Regions from separate parts of the Homo sapiens genome. Here all the other regions are linked to region 1. The links are chromatin contacts, found by Hi-C or POLR2A ChIA-PET in ENCODE. All regions are on one chromosome and are shown on one strand. The core of a region is the stretch at or near the end of the contact, and the rest is flanking DNA. Distances in the headings are between cores, read along the strand shown.

Region 1 (2,959 bases), core at 174-2,673:
GAATCCAGGAGGCAGGGGTTGCAGTGAGCAGAGATCGTGCCATTGCACTCCAGCCTGGGCAACAGAGCAAGACTCTGTCTCAAAAAAAAAAAAAAAGAAAAAATAACAAAAAAGAATTTGAAACTCCTGATATAGGTAGAGAGGAGACTTCAAACTAATACAAACAGCAGGGTACAGTCTCACTAATGGAATCTATTTTGTAGCTACAAGAAACAATAAAAATGAACTCAGAATATATCTTACATATTCCACTTACAGAAGGGTGAAGCATTAAACAAGGTGACTGCAAATGGAGTAGTCAGTTGAATGTTTTTATATTCTAATGGTTAGAAAACAGAAAAAGCAAACACTTGAGGCAAGCCTCAAGTTCCATCCCTAAATGCTGAAAGATAAGAAAAAATGTTGTACTGAAAAGATATTAGGAGATGAATAGTCTATTAAAATGTGAGTAAGAGAGAATTGGGATTAATGGTTCAGATCTTCAAAAGAAAACTTACATATACATAAAATCAGTCTGAAGATTATGAAAAAAAAAGACCTTGCTGAATCTTATTAAAATTGTGAAGAACCGTTATTTTGGGGGGATAAAAGATGTGGCTATAAAACAAGAAATACTATGAATAACCAAGAAATACTATGAATAATTTTAAAATGTGCCAAATTGTGACATTCATAATGTTATAAATGTAGTGTTTATTCAAAGTCTTCAGTGTGGTGATAAAAAGAGTTATATTTAGTTATCAGCTACCTTTTATTTAAAAACAAGACTTTATCACTAGATCCTTAAGAAAATATTTAGAAATCAGTTCCCTAAGCCAAATTTAAAAGTTAAGTCAGTCCAAAACCTTAAAAAACAATTTTTTTGGCCAAAGTTTTCCAATTAGTAAATTTACAATATAGATTTTTTTTTTCATTTTAATAATTAACACAAACTCACATTTTTCCTTCATGTGGATCTTCTTCCCGGCCCTAAAGGGAAGACATTAAGACAGTATTTTATATAATTAACTATTAATCAATTTTTATTAAAATTCATGAAAATCGTATCTGCAAACATATCCCCACACTATCCTTATTTATGTTTATATAAAAAAAGATGTTTCTGTTCAGTAAATATCTTTCCAAACCTCTCTTAATCTTTTCTTGTTGCCATTACCCTAACTCAGGCCCTCTTATCGACTTTTCTTAAACAACAGCCCAACTAATATAATTATGTCCTACTCCACCACTCTAATCTGGATACATCAGTTTCAACAGCAGCTGTGCCCTACATTAAGAAAAACCAAACAAAAAAAAAACACCTCTCTACTGCCTACAAATTTCTCATTCTGCAACTGAAGTCGTTTACCACAGGACTCAAGTCTACATTTCCTGTCTCATACTACCAATTGTTTTTTGGTTCCTATACCATGGTCACACATAACTTCCTATTTGCCAATCTCCCACCACTGTAGCTTGTACTTTTTGTTCTTAGAATGTACTTTCCACTTTTTGCTTTCTACTTGTTAGATAAATACCTAACCAATCTGGGAAGGAACTATCTCAAATGCTACCTCTTCAGTAAGACATTCTGAGCCCGTAAAAAGTGAACATCAACTTCTACTTTCAATATAAAAGACATCCCCCTTTTACTATGTTTTGAACTTTATTTTATTCTATATTCCTCTGATTTAAGATACAATAGTGTTACTCATTCCACTATTATGGAGAAAAATGGTCTAACTACATGTGGATTTACTTCTCACAATTTGGTCCTCACTCATTAAATACCTAATCAAACTAAAATCAAACACTCACTGAATGTTACTATATCCAAGGGAGTAGGCTTAAAAAAAAAAACTATAAAAATGAATAGCATTATCATTGTGTCACTGCCCAAAAGGAGTTAATCTCTTGTAGAAGAGTTTTACACAATTATTAATTTTAGACAGTGTAACAGAATGCAGAATTAGCAAGGTGCTATGGAAATACAGAAGGAAACAATTTTGCCTAAGAGACTCCAGAAAGGCATAAATCCTCTGTGAAACAGGGATGACATATGAACTGAGCTCATAAAGATGAATCAAATTTTACAAGGCAATCTATCAGGGCAAGAATGTCAAGGAAGAGGGAAAACTATAAACATAGAAACATTCATTTACTCAACAAACATTTTCTGAATGCCTACTAATGCCAGACACTATTCTAGGCAATGGTAATACATCAGTGAATCAGAGACAAAAATCCCTCCCCTCAGAGAGCATACATTCTAGAGTTAATACATGAAAGTATAAATGTGTTTGGGGAACTGTAATTAGAATTTTAGAAGGAGAAATTCCTTAAATCTAACCACTAACTGAATGCCCGAAACATCTTCACAGACTAGACAATGTCCAAATGGTTTTTCAATCTACAAAGAATTCACTACCCTCTAATAAAGCCCATCATGAAAGTTATTCTACATATTGGAGTGAAAATTGTTTATAAATGACGTGGAATTACTCCACTATTAATTTATAATGTTACTATATTCATTTTTAGCAACCACATCACATTATTCACTCATACTGAGTTGCTAACTTTTTCCTTGATCCCTTGTACTGATGTGAGGTCATGTCTCCTTATTCTGGTTTGGGTTGTTATTATTATTTTTCTGTATACATTGAGTAATTTTCACTTTTCTTTAAAGGTTATCTTGTTAAATTTGATCCAGAATTCCAAGAGCTCAAGAAAAGTTCAACTATAGTGCAATTTCTTGAAGTAATCAGGATGGAGAAGATGGTGGTACAGCAAGGAGAGGGAAACCCAAACTAAAAGTTGTAACTAACAAATTTTATAGGAAAACTATCATAGTAAGATGCTTCAGTACGAATACTGTTTGCCTATATGGAGTAAATATCTCTTTTACTGTAGAATACAGAATACTAATCTAGGAATTAGGAGTCCTAATCCTAGCTCTTTCACTAAATAACTATATGAC
Region 2 (2,959 bases), core at 202-2,701, 360 kb after region 1:
GGAACTTTGATGCTGTCTGCCAATTATGGTGTCTGTGGTCATCTCTACATTGCCTCTCTTTCCATGTGTTTTCTTATCATCAAAGAGTTCACTATGGGTTTTTTTGCATGGCAGTGGGCTTCCATTATGGGTAAAAATAGGAAGTTGCAGGACTTCTTAAAGCCTAGTCACAGAAATCACACTTCTACCATATTCTATTGCCCAAAGTAAGTCATAGAATCAGCCCAGATAAAAAAGAGGGCAAATAAGTTTAACCACTTAATGGGAGGAGTGGCAAAGTTACATTGCAAAAAGCCATGCAAGATGGGAGGGATGGCCATTTGAGAAACCATCTATGACAAACATTTTCCATTTAATAGCTTTTAAAGAAAATCTTGATATTATGCCTCTGTTTGTATTCTTGCCTCAGGCCCTGCAAATATTAAGCATGTGTCTGTTTTTGTTCATCCAAATATCTACTTATTCCTGCACATAAATTCCCTTTTCTATACATAAAACACTCTATCCCTAATGAAGACATCCACCAAATCCCATCCAGTTCCTTCATTCAAGTCCAAGGTCTCTGAGTGATGTTCAGTCCTTTTCAACTAGTCTAAAGGTGACGATTCATTGTGTTCTGCTGACCTATAAACTAAAAGGCCAGTTATACTTCTTCCCTTGCATGTATTATACAATGGTGAATTAGAGTAGGTCCACTTTTCTAGGCATTGTGAAGGATAGAAATTGTTTCTCTTCAAGAAATCTGCTATTCAGTGAATGAAATAAGGGGTACACGCTGTCATTATAATATTGTTTCTCAAACTATACAGTATAATAGAAATTTCCATACAGAACAGGGAAAAGTGGAAAACACATGGAAATTGAGAAGGCAAACTCTCAGGGCAATTGAGTAAATATCTTGGTCAGTCTAGCTGGACGTTCAGGTTTTGTTCCCTGGGAGAATAGCCCTGTTTATGGTTCTCCATGGCCCTGAGCCTTATGTCTTGTTAATTATTTTTTTAGGAAGTGGGTGACGAATCGTGTGCTTTTTGTTTGTTGTCACACAGACTTTGTGGTCTCCTTGTTGCTGGTGCGAGGGATTTGGGGTTTCAGGGATTGCTCTAAGGTTCAAAAAGTCATGGGAATTTCATGGCTAAAAAGACTCCAAGGTCATTTTGCCATCGCTCGATTTCCTAAAAACTCTAGCTCTGATCTATTTGCTTCTGGTTATTGCCATGTAGTGGTAACCACTGCCGAAGATCTAGACATGACTCATAAGCTTGGAAAGTCGAAATTTTTATTAACTGGCCTCTGTGCTCTGTCTGTCCTTCTTGCTTCAACATAAGGGTGGTAAATTTGGGACCATCTGAGAGAGGAGTCATGGGTGGGGTGGCAATAGGCTTAATCTGGTCTTTGCTGCTGAAGCATTCAGCATACTTTGGGCATTAGTCATTGTGCTTTATAAAGGAAGTGAGAGTGTAGTCTAATCTAGAGAGTTGGTTGACTGAAGCTTTGTTACGAAATTTCCTATTACAGAATAAACTGAAAGTAATATAAATGGATTTCAGACTCTTTAACTTCCTATTCTTCTTTATTATTTGGTGAAACTATTAACCTGGAGTGGCTGAGATAAATATATCTGTTATGACTAGTTCCAGATACATGTAGTTTTCTTTCTCAAGCATCTACTTACTTTTGTCTTATTTCATTCTGCATGTAGTAAATTAAAGTTCAGATTTCGGATGCAGGGTTTTAAACAATTGTAATAATGAAGACTTTTTTTGTGTACTTTCAATGCCTTTCCATTGATGCCCCAAAACAGTTTCTCTCTATTTGTGTTACATTTCTGCTCTGTGTCTGTTTTATTATTTAACTTCGCGTTTACTTTCAAGGCTCTTTCCCTTGCATGACTTTTCTAAATCAGCACTGGTCAAGAGATATATAAAGTAATCCACATATAGAATTAATAAGTGTTCTAGTACCTTATTAGAAAGCATAAAAAGAAGTGGGAAATTAATTTTAATATACCTTTTAAAACAACATCAAAATTATTATTTCATGTAACCAATATAAAAATTATTGAGATATTTGATTCAAAATCTGGTGTATATCTTATCCTTAAAACACATGAAGATTTGGATTAGCAATATTTCAAGGACTCAATATATACAGAGTGTAGCTCTTGATCTTTGCACTAACTTGGGATGTAATTAGTAAATATTCATTATCAAATGCTCTTTTCTAGGCATTGTGAAGGATAGCAGTTGTTTCTCTTCAAGAAATCTGCTATTTAGTGAATGAAATGGAGGGTACACTCCAATATAAGTATAATATTGTTTCTCAAACCATACAGTTCTGGAAAACAAGAATTTGGGTCATTCTTGCTAGAAATAAATAAGTCCCTTTCAATTTTTTCTTTCTCTAAACAGGGAGGCAATATAGGGTAATTATGGTTTTTTCATTTGGAAAAATAATAGTAGATTCAGTGAAAAGTCCACGCAGATATTATAGGTACAACTTTCCATCTTTTGTGGAGAGTTTTGATAAGCCTGAGAGGGGCAGTCCAAGCCAGGTCAGTCTTCTGCTATGTATATCTTTGATGTGAAATTATCTTAGGAAAGGCTAAACGTTAGTCTTAGAAAAAAAATCCTCTCATCTATAATGAACTGAAGTAAACACCCTTGGTTTACTTCCCTGCAGTAAAGCACTTACATCTCTGGGGCTACAACCAGGAAGTCAACAGTCCACGTCCTTACTTCAAAAAGTATTTGATACTTATATGAGGGTAAGCAAAATGTCTGCCTCTTGGAAATCAACAAGTCCTCCAGTTTTTGGAGCTACCATTTATTCTAACATTTAAATAAAATGGCTCAAATTTCTTTTTATAAAATAGCACTACCTAGCTTCAATCCACTTCATTCTTTTGAGGGCTAACTTTCCCTAAAACATTTGAAAAAAAATCGAGGTTGCTTGAAGTTTG
Region 3 (2,959 bases), core at 189-2,688, 320 kb after region 1:
AAAAAAAAAAAACTACTGAAATAAAAAAAAACTACTGAAATAAAAAAAAACTACTGAAATAAAAAAAAAAAAAAAAGATGTCGACATCTGCCACTGACTCTACTGCCAGATTTCTGTGAATAGATAATGTTTCTGTTACAACTGAGTCAAATCCCTCCCTATTTAATAGTATGGCGGGTTGAATTGTGTCCATGAAAGACATGTTGAAGTCCTAACTTATGGTACTTCTGAATGTAGGTCTGCAAATAGGGTCTTTGCAGATGTTATCAACTCAAGATGAGGTTATCTGGATTAGGATGTCACCCAAAGACTGGGATCTTTATCAGAGAAAGGAGAAAGATATTTGAAAACAGAGACAGGGAGACATACAGAAGGAAGAGAGCTATGTGACCACCAAGGCAGAGATTGGAGTGACTGCAGGAGTCATCAGAAATTAGATGTCAAAGAAAAATGCTTCTTTAGAACCTTCAGAGGGAGTGCAACACTGCTGACACCTTTATTTTGGACTTATAGCCTCCAAAACTGTGAGATCATAAATTTCTGTTGTCCTAAAAAATATTTAAAAGAAATCACAAAACAAAAATCAAATTAACTCAAAAGTAAGAAGAAACAATAAAAATAAAGGAATGAATCAATGAAATTAACAGCAGCAAAATATTAGAGAAAATTAATGAAGCCAAAACTTGGTTTCTGGACAAATAAGTGAAATTGGTAAGTCTTTACCTATATTTATCAAGAAAAAAACCTGAAAGGAACTCAATTGCCAATATCAGGAATTTTACCCCAAGATGGTGGATTAAAGGCTTTTAGCATACCTTGTCTACTTGGAAATAGCAAAATCGTGCATCTAAATTAACACTGTGAGGATTTATTCAAGAAGAAATATTAAGAATTCACCAAAAAAGTGAAGGATACTTCAGACACTTGGGAAAGAGAAGGTAGGCAAGCAGCCTGTGTGGCAGTGTTTGGCTGAGGAAAGTGTGTGAAGCCCCGATATGTGAGAGGGGGAGTTTTCTTCTGTCACTCACCTTTCCACTGGCTGTTTATGTAACCCAGGCTATGGGAGAGCAACTTGTTTCTCCCAAACCCTGAAGCTAACTTGGGGAGAGTCTGGGAGACTGAGAGAGAAAAAGGACACTGGAAAAAGCTGCAGGCATTTCCCAGACCTAGGGCTGAGAGGAAGATTCTGTTTTCAATCTGGGCTCATACTAAGTCAGTCATTATTTGATAAGCTGGCAGTGGTGGCTGCTGCAGGCATTTTAGTCTCTGGCCAGAGATTGGAGTACTTGGTTTGCAGAAGGAGACCAGAATGAGTATGGGGTGTGCTCCAGCCATTGCAGCTGGAACTGGGCTCTCTCACATCACAGGACGGAAGTGGGAGGAGACTTGCTGAAGCTGCAGTTTCTCCCAGGCAGTGAGATTTGCAGCCAGAAACAGCTTTGTGACCTGGGACTAGTCTGTGTGTGACATTGTTGGGTGCCCCAGCCTGCTGCCTTAGTCACCTTAGTCAGTTGAGGGAGTGAGCCCTACCGGTTCTGAGGAGAGGGAGGGAGGTGGTTCCCTCTCCACAGACTGGATTGGGAACATGGGCCACCCCTCCCTTCCTGTGCAGAGGTGGCTTCTCTACTCCTTGCCTGGTTATATCTCCAGGCATTTTTGCCTCCAGGCATTTGGTGTACCTGCTCCCACCCCTGCAGGGTTACTTGCCCTCTCTCCAGACTTGAGCTGAGACTGGTCCCACCCATCGTGGGACTCTGTCCTGCCCGGGCAGTCTTAGGCTTTCTATTTTTGCATCACTCAATCCTGAACAGACATTCACCAGAATGTGCTCAGACTGTGCTCAATTCTGACAACCACAAAAGGCTGACAGGATTCAGGGGAGCTGCAGAATTCCTGGAGGTCTAACAATTAAAGCAGATTGTCCCTGGGGGAGGAAGAGTACAGCACAACAAAGCACCCCTTGGGACAAAGGAGATTAGGGTGGCACTCTCCTGTGCTCTAAAGCTACTTGCTTGGGAGCTGAAAGTGATTTCATACCTCCCAGCACAGATGCAGGTGCAGCTCTGGGCTCTGTATGGGAGGATCATGGTTTTATCTCAGTGGCCAGGTGGCACCCGTGCTCAGAAACAGATATAAGAGGGGGACTTCTCCTCCCAGCTTCCCCCACCCACTGCTGCACACATAGCCTTGGCTATTCTCTCTTTTTTCTTTTCTTTTCTTTTCTTTTCTTTTCTTTTCTCTCTCTCTCTCTCTCTCTCTCTCTCTCTCTCTCTCTCTCTCTCTTTCCTTTTCTTTTCTTTTCTTTTTCTTTTCTTTCTTTCTTTTTTGAGACGGAGTCTCGCTCTGTCGCCCAGGCTGGAGTGCAGTGGCGCGATCTCGGCTCACTACAACCTCCGCCTCCCGGGTTAACGCCATTCTCCTGCCTCAGCCTCTCCGAGTAGCTGGGACTACAGGCGCCCGCCACCACGCTCGGCTAATTTTTTGTATTTTTAGTAGAGACGGGGATTCACCGTGGTCTCGATCTCCTGACCTCGTGATCCACCCGCCTCGGCCTCCCAAAGTGCTGGAATTACAAGCATGAGCCACCGCGCCCGGCAGCCTTGGCTATTCTTATGGGAGGTTGGTACAGTTGCACCTGTGGATGGCCATTCCAAGGCTATAATGGGCACTGCAACCCCATGGGTGGTGTGCCCACTGGGCTGGGCTTACAGAGTGGGCAGGGCCCTTCTCCCTCTCTACATGGAGCGGCTGCAGGAATGCTAATCAGACGAGCTGCAAAGCTATCTATGTTGCGCTGAGGGAAAAGGTCTTTCCTGAGGCCAATCTGTTGGAAAGCAACGGTACAGGTATTTTCCGTGACCCTCAGCTGCATGGCAGCCTCGAGATCAATGACAGTGTCCATCTGAACTGAAAGTGACAAGCCCCAGGATAGAGGTGGGGCTGGTACAGCAAGGTGACC

What was found. Hi-C counts contacts between places; a loop is a spot of excess contacts on that map. ChIA-PET counts read pairs that join two places held with the same protein, here RNA polymerase II (POLR2A). Pooled maps may share reads with other maps.
Region 2: a pooled map shows a loop between it and region 1 (1.9-fold over the local background). The contact joins two enhancer-like sites. A Hi-C loop is called at or near these places in 1 of 168 maps with a recorded cell type or tissue (CD4-positive, alpha-beta memory T cell) and 7 of 50 pooled maps. POLR2A ChIA-PET finds 5 or more read pairs at or near these places in 3 of 52 experiments (H1, OCI-LY7 and PC-9).
Region 3: a loop to region 1 is called in a map with no recorded cell type, with 4 times the contacts of the local background. The contact joins two enhancer-like sites. A Hi-C loop is called at or near these places in 2 of 37 single-sample maps with no recorded cell type and 3 of 50 pooled maps. POLR2A ChIA-PET finds 5 or more read pairs at or near these places in 1 of 52 experiments (activated T-cell).

The regions. Positions count from the first base shown.
Region 1 is chr5:87,339,300-87,342,258 of GRCh38, reverse strand. RASA1 (RAS p21 protein activator 1) reads right to left here. Exons shown (of 25, transcript NM_002890.3): 6 at 938-969. It also overlaps a transcript of CCNH not described here. Among named protein-coding and RNA genes, the nearest start is that of CCNH, 72 kb to the left of the region's middle. Within about 2 kb of position 1,423, at least 4 of the 41 ENCODE cell types and tissues checked have a DNase peak (open chromatin) inside an H3K27ac peak, as active enhancers do.
Region 2 is chr5:86,978,408-86,981,366 of GRCh38, reverse strand. No RefSeq gene overlaps it. Among named protein-coding and RNA genes, the nearest start is that of MIR4280, 140 kb to the left of the region's middle. Within about 2 kb of position 1,451, at least 2 of the 41 ENCODE cell types and tissues checked have a DNase peak (open chromatin) inside an H3K27ac peak, as active enhancers do.
Region 3 is chr5:87,018,755-87,021,713 of GRCh38, reverse strand. No RefSeq gene overlaps it. Among named protein-coding and RNA genes, the nearest start is that of MIR4280, 95 kb to the left of the region's middle. RefSeq lists enhancers at 1,234-1,353, 1,384-1,443. Within about 2 kb of position 1,438, at least 12 of the 41 ENCODE cell types and tissues checked have a DNase peak (open chromatin) inside an H3K27ac peak, as active enhancers do.